2 separate regions of the Homo sapiens genome follow, and region 1 is linked to region 2. Evidence: chromatin contacts called from ENCODE Hi-C or POLR2A ChIA-PET data. All regions are on one chromosome and are shown on one strand. The core of a region is the stretch at or near the end of the contact, and the rest is flanking DNA. Distances in the headings are between cores, read along the strand shown.

Region 1 (5,297 bases), core at 721-3,220, 5.3 Mb after region 2:
TGGAATTTAACACAAGGATGAATAACATGCACGATTTTAGTTCAGCGATTAAAGTGCATACTCAGTTAAGGGGGGGTGGAGCAATAGAGAGAGAGCCTTCTCTTTGATCTCATAGGTTGCATTAAAAACTCACTACTCGTAATGAATTTTTGATCATCCCCTGGGTACACATAACTTGGTCCTTGCTCTTTCAAAATGAGTGGACTCAAACTGACTTACAATGTGACTGTGTCTACGGTGCACTTACAACCATCTTTCAGTAAAGGTCTTCAGATTTAGGCTCTAGGTAGAATAAGGCAGGAAAAAAAGGACACCAAAATTATCAGCAGGCATTAACTAACAAGAACTAGATGAAACAGTAATGTGTAATTAAATGATAATTAGAAAAATTTGCCAAAACTTTGAACTAAGATATTATCACATTTCTAATGCTTAAAATTACACGGAAAAATATATTCAGTGAATTTAAGAGAAAACAAACATTTTAAATCATTTATCAGCCATATTTCCAAAATGTATACTTTAGAAAAGAATTTATATATATATATAAAGGCTTATTAACATTAACTTTAAATTAGCTAATACTTGTGTCACACTTTTGAAGAAGCTTCTGTTTTGTTTCCAGGAACTGGTGGTGGTGGTGTGGTGGTGTTTTTTTTTTTTTTTTTTTTTTGGAAGGGGTTAAGGCGGCTATATTAAAAACAAAAAAACAAAAACAAACAGTTAAGCTGCATTCTTTTCCTGTGAATGGCTTATTTGTACTCCTCTGTTAATATTCTCGAAACCCCATTTAGCTTATGATGTCTTCAAATAATTTAATAATCTGTCTTTAAAGTTTTGCACTAAATTAGAGACTTAATTTTTGTAAAACGCCTTGGAACCATAAACCTTTAACGAGATGAGAAAGGTCTCCTTCCTCTGGACTTGACTTTACTGTATAGGTGTGTGAGCGATTTTTACTGTCAAACATTGCCAAGGCAGATTGTTGTTGTTCAGTCTGCAAATGTCTCGACTATACCTGCACAGTTCCTCTCTTCCCAAGACAAATCTATCCACCCCTTTCCCCCCTGCAAGTTTTAAACTTTGTTTCCTTGGGGGCTCTGTAACAAGCAATGCTAACAACGTCCAAGAGACAAAGAGCTGTTCTGTGGGCTAACACGATGCCAAATTTTAGTTGTGAAACAAAGCACTCAAATTTGAGATTGAGGAGGAGGAGCAGAATGACAATAGTAAAGCCTCCAGCTTGGAGCCACCCCCCAGAAAGCCCCTTCCCCGGAGCCCCGCGCGGGGAGTTCCAGCCCCGGGACGGTGACTCCGGGGTGCAGCCGCCAAGCCCCCGTGTGCCCTCGCTCACCGCTTCACGCGGATGATCTGGTCCCGCATGGGCTTGATGTCCTGGAAGCTCTGCTGGTTGACGAGGCTGTAGACGAGGATGAAGCCCTGGCCGTTCTTGATGTACAGGTCCCGCATGGACGCGAACTGCTCGGTGCCCGCCGTGTCCAGGATCTCCAGCACCGACGGCGACGAATCCACCTCGATCTCCTTGCGGTAGAAGTCCTCGATGGTGGGGTCGTATTTCTCGATGAAGGTGCCGGTCACGAACTGCACGGTCAGGGCGGATTTGCCTACCCCGCCCGAGCCCAGCACCACCACTTTGTACTCGCGCATCGTCCCTCCGCGGCCGCCGCCGCCGCCGCCGCCCGCGACATAGACCTACGCCGGCCGCGCTGCGCCCCCAGCCCCGGCCCCGGCGGCCCGCCCCGCCGCCTCCCGCTGCCGCCCCCACCTCACAGCCGCGGCGGCCCCCTGGGCGCCGGCGGCGGCGGCGGCAACTGAGGGAGCAGCGGCCCTGGGCATGGGCCGGGCCGAGCCGGGCGGCGATGCGGCCCCGTAGGCACCGGGTGGGACTGAGGGCGAGCAGAGAGAGAGACCGGGAGCCGCTGGTGCCGCCCGAGCCGCGGGCCCGCAGTGCCGCCCGCCCCGCCCCTCGCGCCTCCACGCCCAGATCCCCGCCCGCCGCCGCCGCCGCCGCCGCCGCTACCCCCAGCGCTCGAGCGCGCGCCCGAGCCCCAGCCGCAGCGCGGCCAGGGGCGGGGTCCGGCGGCCGGGGCGGAGCCCGCGGCGCAGCCCCGCCCCCGCCCCCTAGGCGACGGGCCGCGAGCGCTCCCGAGAGGCTTTGCGGGGCTCGGAAGCTTCTGCCCGCGCGGAGATAAACAAGCACCGCGACCGCCGAGCAGCGCCGAACCCAGCGCGCCCAGTCAGACCCCAGGGCCTGTGTACCGAGCATGCGCAGTTCCCGCCCAAGCCAGGAGCAGCGTCAACCTGAGACTCCCGAGACATTAAGAATTCGGAAGGGATGAGATGGTAGAGGGGCTAGAGCTACCTCCAAGCTTTATCCTGAGGCGGGGAGTGAAGGAGAGATGCCCAAGGCCCAAGAGGGGCCGCGAGGGCCTTTGTCCGATGCCACCCAGTCTGTCAGCACTCCTAGAGCTTTGGTTTTATCTTGTATTAGCATGTGAAGCTTTAAGGGGGGGGCACCTACAGGCTTCTGACTGAAGTTGTGTAAACGCAACAAAATGAAGCTTTGGAGCGTTAGGACATTGATGGGAGGGTGACGCCCCCCTCTAGCAGCGCGCCAGAGGGGCGAGTCAGAGGCGGCCACACACCACGGAAGTCGGGTCCAAGCCCGCTGACGTCGCCGGGGTCCCGCCCACCAACCCTCTGGACCCGCCCACATTTCTTCTAGACCCGCCCCTTTCGGTGCCGAACTGAAGTCGAGCTCTTCCCACGCCCTGTCAGCCACGGGTGAGTTGAAAACCTGGAGAGCGGAATCCCGAACGGCAGCCGGAAGGCCCTGGACTCCTCATAGCAACAGCCAGCTAGGGGCATCTAGTGGGAAGCTGGGATTCATTCTAGCCAACCACATCACGTCTCTGTACCACAAGGTACCATTCACGACCAATAAGAGAGCGCCCCCATACCACGTGCCTTTACTCCTTCAACCAATCGAGAAAAACGCTAGTCGTAGGATCCGCAAGCCCACCTCCCAGTGCCTTGCCAGGCGGGGCTCTTCGCGCACGCTCTGCCAACCAATCGTAGGTGAGCTGGCGAGTGACGGAAGCTTCGGCCAAGCCAACCAGAGCTCGCGAGCCCCTTGCCACCGAGGCCGGCGGGATGGAGACAGGGACCGGCTGCTGGGGTTTGGGAGGGGCAGAGATTGAGGAGCCAGTTGCTGTGCCCTGTTCTGGCAAAAGAACAAGATGCGTTGCAAGCCAGAATGATGAATTCCACTTTTCACGTCGCCTCCGTGGCATTCTGCCTAAATGATGGGCATGGAAATGGTGCTGAGGGATGTGGGCTGAATCGAGAACACAGGGACTTTTGTCTTCAGGGTGAGAAATGTTCCGGTCCTTAAGGAAACATCGTGCAGCAGTTGCATGGGTCTTCCAGGCGTTCCTCCCAAAACATTATTTTTTTTCTTTCACTATTGAGTTTTAAAACTTAGCGTTCTGTCGCTAGCATTGCATCTTAGTTACACATCCTCTCCCACCCATAACGTCAAATTTAGGAGACGATACATCCCCAAGCTTTCCTGCATTATTTTTTGCAGTAACTGGTTATTCAGTTTACTTTCTTTAAACTATGTCCTTCTCAAACTAGTCTCACCTGTTCGTTACTGTCGCACATTTCCTGCGAATAACACGTTTCTGTAGTTCTGTTGTTAGAGCCTGGCATACCTCTCCCCGTTCCTCTTTCCCACAAGGTCATCATGCAGAGGGGATTTTGGTCTGAGTTAAAAGCCAGGTATTCTTTCACCATCTTTTCTGTCGATAGTCAAACTACTACAAAGACTACTCAAATTTAGTAGTTTCTTATTTCCCTATAGCTTCGTTATATTAGAATGGATAACTTATATTTGCATTACCTTGCTGTAATGAACACACACCAAGTTTTCATTTAAAATTATCAAGGACAAATGTCCTCTGAATTTAAAAATGTGTATGTAGTAAAATATAACTCAGCATTTCTTGATTACATATCATTAAAATATGAATGGTACTATCTGAGCCACCAGAATCAGCAGTGAAGGTATTATATTAATAAAAAGGACTAAGAATCAGGACTGTTTTAAGGGAACTGGAACCGAAGAGGATCTACTATTTCATCCTAGGCTAGTTAACATGAAATAGTGAATTAAAATTGAAAGAGCTTACATGGATGCTTCATATCTGAGCTACTTTGGCAGGGATGTTTCAAGAGGATGTAGGTAAGTATGGTGTTCACCTAGCTTTCCAGAAGTCTCATATTTTGTGTAAAATTGGTATGCTTATTCATGGTTACTTTGGGTTAGTAGAAGCTATACTTCTTTTCCAAGGAAAGACAGACTGTCTTAAGATTCTAACTGTGCATCTTGGTGATAAGAAGTTCTTAGGGTTGTTAAATAGAGCCAGGAAGCGTGAAGCTTTCTCTCTAGATCATGACAACTCATCTAGTACCTTGCATTACAAAGGAGCTCTAAGTCCATTTACTTTGCAAGGAATGAAGTTCCAGTGATTAATGTTTTTGAGAAATTTGTATTGGGATTGTGGGGTCCAGAAGGTTGCCTTAAGTAACTGTTTTCATGACTCCTAGGTCCCTAGATGTTGAGAAGCTCTGGATTGAAGCTGTCACAAAAATAGTGAGTGGGCTCCGTAGTCACTCCATTTAGCATAATACAGAGTAGGACAGCTTTGTGACATTTCTCAGGCTATTTCCCCTGACCTCTCATCAATGCTGACGTTTTTGATAAGAAGGGGTATAGAGACTGCAGCCCTTGGGGTGGTTACAGTTCATTTATTTACAGGCCTTATATTGACAGGCCTCAGATTTCATGCTCAGTACCATAAAGGTTGATTTTTAACCACCAAGAGGCAAAAGAAACATGACAGGTCGGAGCATATTTTCTCACCTATTCTGGCTTAAATGATGGTACTTACCTGATTTGTGGTTGTAGGTGAAATGTTGGGTGAAAGATTAGCTGCTATAAAAAGGATGTCAGGACGTGTAGAGAATTTAGAGGACTTGGGTGGGAGATGGATGTCTATTTTCTAACCCCTTAGTCATGTTCATTCCGATGCCAGCATAAACTCTATTTTGAGATGATTATAGAAATAACTTATATCTTCATTTGTTTGTGGGAAATAAAAAATAAAAATGATATAAAAGAAATTTGAATTATTCCCAAGAGCTGTAAATCTGTAAGATAGTGAAAACTTAACGCAGTAACTGACACTGCAGGATCCCTTTAGTTTCCAAAG
Region 2 (5,728 bases), core at 1,049-3,548:
TATGTATATACACACATATATACACATATATAATATATACATACATATAATATATACATACGTATATAAACATATACATGTTATATATACATATGTGTATATATACACATATATACATATATAGTATTTATACTATATGACTATATGTATATAGTATTTATACTATATGACTATATGTATATAGTATATACATACACACATAAATACTATATATAATATTTATACTATATATGTATACATAGTATTTATACTATATATAGTACGGATATATATTATATGTGTGTATATATACACATATGTATATGTGTGTGTGTGTATGTATATATATATATATATAGAGAGAGAGAGAGAGAGAGACGGAGTCTCGCTCTGTTGCCCAGCCTGGAGTGCAGTGGTGCGCTCTTCTCGGCTTTGCAACCTCTGCCTCCAGGGTTCAAGCAATTCTCCTGCCTCAGCTCCCGAGTAGCTGGGACTACAGGTGCCTGCCACTACGCCTGAGTAATTTTTGTGTTTTTGGTAGATGCCGGGTTTCACCGTGTTGGCCAGGCTGGTCTCCAACTCCTGACCTCAGGTGATCCACCCGCCTTGGTCTCCCAAAGTGCTGGGATTACAGGCATGCGCCAGGGCACCCGGCCACTGGCTAGCTATATTTATACCTACTCCTTCATCGTACGCTAAATAAGGGGTGGGTTATTCACGAATTTTCTAGAAAAGGGGTGGGGAGTTCCCCGGAACTGAGAATTCTTCCGTTTTTAAACCATATAAGGTAAGGTCTGGGCATTGCCATGGCATTCGTAAACTGTCAGAGTGCTGGTGGAAGTGTTGTAGCATGTTCATGTATTATAATTAGTGTATAATGAGCAGTGAGGGCACTAGAGGTCACTTTGGTCACCATCCTGGTTTTAGCTGGCTTGGGCCTGTTTCTTTAGGGCAGTTTTGGCCGTTTTTTTAGGGCATCCTGTTCTGACCAGATCCTGTTTTGCTCAGCAGGTGGTGATCAGTGCTTGGAAAGTCCTGCTGATCTCCTACCTCAACTATAACTGTGCAAATACTTTTCAGGGGGATAATGGAAATGTTCTTAAATTATAGTGATGGTTGCAAATGGTTTTAAAATTACTGAAAATGATTGAATGGTACACTTCAAATGAGTGAATTTTATGGCATGTAAAGAAATGTTTTTTAAAAACACAGCTAAAAAATTAGGAGACAAAGAAGTATTAAGACTTTGTAATTTGGGGAAACACTTGTGATAAATGACAGCGACTATGTGGTTTTGTGGAATGTATTTCCTTGTATGTACCGTGACAGAAAAGAGGGCAGGTGCCAACTGCACTGGGCTTGGGGAAGATTCATTCATTTAAGAAATTTTTTTTTTTCTGAGCATTATTCATACACAAGAGGTTCACGGTTAAAACAAAAATTTACAAAAAGCAACCCTTTCTTCACCTGGGAGCTTATAGCGCAGTGAGGAGACACAGATACATCCATAGCTCGTGAGGTGACCGGGGAAGGACAGGAAGAGCGGGGAGGTGATCAGGGGAGGCCTCGCTGTGAAAACCACGCGCCCTGTCGACCCCGAGGAGACGCGGCCCACGCTGGGAGGGAGCAGCCAGGACAAAAGCCGGTCGTCGTGGGGTCCCGCCTGGTGAGTGGGGGTGAGGACAGCGAAGTGTGGGCTGCCCTGGGCTTCCAGGGAAAGGAGCCAGATGGAGAGGGGAGATGTGGGGGACCGATCGCGTGCAACAGCCTAGGCCACTGCCGGCCGCTGGCTGTGGCAATGAGCGCGGAGCCTTTGGAAGATCCAGGGGACAGGCTTCCACAGCATCCACGTGGCTGCGGCGTCGCCGACAAGGCCCAGGCGGGGGCAAGATGGTACGAAGCGACCATTTAAGTGATTGTTACAATCATCCCCGCAAAGATAACAGGGGGCTTGACCCCATGTAGAAGTGTGCGAAGCGGCTGGTTTCTGTCAGCGTTTGACCTTAACGGGAGTAACGAATCGACTATGGGTGTGAGGAAGACTGGTCAGAGCTGATCGCGCCTCGGAATGGAGTGGTGGCTGGGATGCGGAAAGGCCCCGAGTGGAGCAATCCTGGGTGAGGCGGAAACGGGGGCTGACTTTCCAGCCGTCCGCGTGCTACTGAGGCGGCGGCCACCCTGGCACCTTCCCCTAGCTCCGCTAGTCCGCGCGTACAGCCCTGGGATGTGGCGGGCTGGGAGACCCACGCTCCCGGCGTGCTCTGCGGCCCGGCCCGCGCACCCGGGGGGCGTGGCCTGCGCGCGCGTGCGTCGTAGCCGAACGCTGTGGCGGGGCAGGCGAGGCGGTCGCTTCGAGCGCGCTAGTCAGCTCCCTGAAGGGAGTGACGGCGGTTGGGTGCCCGCGGCCACTTTTGCCTTCCCGGGTAAGTGCGGCGGTGGCGGTTGGCGCCGCCGGCTGACGGGCGGCTTCCTGGGAGACGGGGAGAGCACCCGGCAGGCCCGCCTGAGACGTTTGAGGCTCGCGGGCGTCACTCCTCAGGGGCGTCTGGTCCGAGCCGGGAGGCGTTCCGCTAAGTTCGGTGCCCGCGGGCACCAGCCGGTGGGGGCTTCGTCCGCTTTGCCGGGTAGGAGGGCGGAATGTGGGGTTGGTACGGGCGGGGAGAGCCGGACGGGGCCAACCTGGACCACGTCAGCCAGTCCCGGGTGACTGGCTCGAAGTAGCCTCGGAGTTGAGAGGGGTCGACCGGGGCAGCCCGCGGCGCAGCCCCGGCAGCGCGCATTTGCGGAGAGAACGGATCCCGTGCCCCGAGCGCCGCCGAGCCCCGCACGCCCGTGAGACCCGCTTTGAATTTTCTCTCCATGTTTGCTGGGGTTGTTGACCCGACCCCCCGTAAGACTCGGACTCAACGTTTTTGTTTGCCCCACGACAGCCAGCTTAATGCTGTGGACGTAACAGGGCACGAACGTTTGTAACTGAAAGTTGAAGGGGCTGTGGCGTCTCCGTCCCGTGGCGTGGGAGGTGATCGCCCAGCCCTTGTGAGTAGTTGTCGTCCTAGAACTCCGCCGACCGCCTAGCCGGTGGAGCCGGCGCTCCGGACGCCACTAGAGCTGGCGTTTCGTGGGCGCAGCACCTCTAGCCGGTCATCTTCACCATCGCCATTGAGGGCACTGAGGCCGGGCCAGGCTTCAAACCCTGCCCTCTCTGAACCTGAAGCCAGAGATGAAAACCCAGACGACAGTGGCCTGGCACGGTGGCTCACGCCTGACCCCAGCACCATGGGAGGCCGAGGCGGGTGGATCACCTGAGGTCAGGAGTTCAAAACCAGCCTGGCCAACATGGTGAAACCCCGTCTCTACTAAAATTAGCTGGGCGCGGTGGCGGACGCCTGTAATCTCAGCTACTCGGGAGGCTGAGGCTGGAGAATCTCTTGAACCCGGGAGGCAGAGGCTGCAGTGAGCCGAGATCGCGCCGCTGCACTCCTGCCTGGGGGACAGAGCAAGACTCTGTCTCAAAAAAACAAACCCAGATGACCTAGAGCAGGTTGCTTGGGGATTGCATTATGGGGCATTTTCCGTGTTTCTGAAGAAAACCAGCATGTGTGCAGCTGCCGTGAAGAACACACTGTGCATCGTGAAGTCTGAAAAGAAGTAAAGCAGACCGGGAGAGGTGGCAAACGCCTTGGGATCCCAACGGTTTGGGAGGCCAAGGCAGGGGGTATCGCTTGAGCCCGGGAGTTCAAGACCAGCCTGCGAAACATAGGGAGACCCTCGTCTCTACAAAAACATTTAAAAATAATAAGCGGGCGTGGTGGTGAGCGTCTGTAGTCCCACCTACTCAAGAGGCTGAGGCGAGAGGATCGCTTGAGCTCAGGAGTTCGAGGATTCAGTGAGCTTATGATTGCGCCACTCAATTTTCCGGCCTGTCCGCCGGAGCGAGAACCTGTCTCAAAAAAAAAAAAAATAGGGAAGCATTCTAAATTAAGATAGTGGTTGTTTACATGCATCTAAATTTACTCCTTCATGAAGTTTCACTAAACTTACATTAAGGCTATTTAAAAACAAACATGAACCTCCAGCAATGGGAGAATAGGAAAGGAAACGCTGGCAATCAAATAGCGGGCTCCAAAACATGTATGGCTTAGCAAACCCTGTATTAACCACAGAATCTTCAAACTGCACGGAAACTGGCAGCACTGGACAGCGGTGGTACTGGGAATGAAGGTGGTGTGGTGCAGAAGGTGGGTGTAAGGAGCTTAAAGAAAGATGATTTAGGTGAAATCTGAGAAGCAATTGGATATCCAGATCCCCTTCCCCATTTCACCTGTTGGGTGACTGCCTTTCCCCTTGTTAGAAGACTGGATGGAGGCTTATTCTCTTGAGAAAGTAAAACAGAGGATCTTTGAACTGAGAAACCCAGGCATAATTGTGGGGCTGCATGTATGAAGATAGGGACACTGAAGCTTGAAGTCTTTCATCTCCTTTGTCTCACTCAACTTCCAAAACTTTTGCAGTCAGATCAGACTAATGCTCTCCAGGCTGAAATAAGAGAATTCTACACGCTCACACACACAGATGGGGAAAGGTACATAATAAGTTGCTTATGGTGGTTTCTAGGAAGTGAAAGGAACTTGGTGGTTGGGGGAAGAGTGTGTGGAAACTTCTGTTTACATTGTCTTTTAAAATGTACCATGTACACACGATACCTATTCAAAAATGAAATGTATTCTTCACCTCAGGAAGATCTATGAAAAACATATTCTGTAAATTATGAACAAATACTTTGACTTCTGTTTACATTTTTTTAATGTACCGTGTGCACATGATACCTATTCAAAAATGAAATGTATTCACCTTGGGAAGTTCTATGAAAAAATTCTGTAAAAAATTATGAACAAACCCTTTGACACAGCGATTCCTTCCCCAGGAATTTATCTTATAAATACACTTACATCGTGTGAAAATAAGTACAGTGCTATGTGGAAGGATAAGTAAGAAGCAGATAATATTGGTTACCTTTGGAGAGGGGAATCTGATGTCAAGTCAAGAGTGGAATGAGTGAGACTTTTTCACTACATATTCTTGGTACCTTTTGAACTTTAAACCATGTTATTGTTACCTATTGAATGAATGAATAAATAAATGTTAATGGGAAAAATGGGTGAGTAATGGAGATCCTGATGTTGGTAATGTCTTAAACAATACAAGAGCTCTTAACATAGGAAGGAATGCTGCATAACAACCCCAAAATTTCAGTGGCTTACATTTTATGCTCATGGATCTTCAGATCAGCTGTTGGTCAGATGTTGGTTAGACTAGTCTGGACTCCAGACTTCAGTTTTGGGTTCAGTTCTGTTCCGTGTGTCTTCATTTTGAGACCCAGGCTGAAAATGCAAAACCACCTAGAGCATGTTTTTCTCATGGCTGAGGGTGAAAGTTCAAAAGGGCTTCTGGAAGTTTGCCATGCCTCAGCTCAGAAGTCACACATTGAAATGTCTACCTACATTCCATTAGTTAAAACAAGTTACGTAGCCAAGTCCAAAGTAAACAGGGTGAAGACATATATACTCTGCCTTCTAGCAGCACTGTGAAGTTCCATGACAAGATGTGGATGGGTAGGCTTGGGAACTATAATGATGAAGAAAATGGGTTAATGGAAAGATGCTGAAAAATTAAGTTTAGGATAGTTGGTTTAGAATGAAGATTCTTACAAAAATGTGTATTTATACATTTTACATTACCATATTTTGAC

Evidence for each region. A loop is a pair of places that touch in the nucleus more often than their neighbours do. ChIA-PET counts read pairs that join two places held with the same protein, here RNA polymerase II (POLR2A). Pooled maps may share reads with other maps.
Region 1: a loop to region 2 is called in a map of ascending aorta, with 11 times the contacts of the local background. The contact joins the promoter of RAP2A here to the promoter of TEX30 in region 2. A Hi-C loop is called at or near these places in 4 of 168 maps with a recorded cell type or tissue (CD4-positive, alpha-beta memory T cell, ascending aorta and naive thymus-derived CD4-positive, alpha-beta T cell) and 10 of 50 pooled maps. POLR2A ChIA-PET finds 5 or more read pairs at or near these places in 3 of 52 experiments (CD4-positive, alpha-beta T cell, CD4-positive, alpha-beta memory T cell and CD8-positive, alpha-beta T cell).

Annotation. Positions count from the first base shown.
Region 1 is chr13:97,430,842-97,436,138 of GRCh38, reverse strand. It overlaps RAP2A (RAP2A, member of RAS oncogene family), which reads right to left and starts at 1,970. Exons shown (of 2, transcript NM_021033.7): 1 at 1,355-1,970. The coding sequence starts at 1,668. RefSeq lists silencers at 1,794-1,853, 1,874-2,233 and enhancers at 2,384-2,433, 2,454-2,583, 1,855-2,786, 2,734-2,873.
Region 2 is chr13:102,770,356-102,776,083 of GRCh38, reverse strand. TEX30 (testis expressed 30) reads left to right here and starts at 2,298. Exons shown (of 6, transcript NM_138779.5): 1 at 2,298-2,402. RefSeq lists enhancers at 1,188-1,865, 1,866-2,543 and a silencer at 2,126-2,465.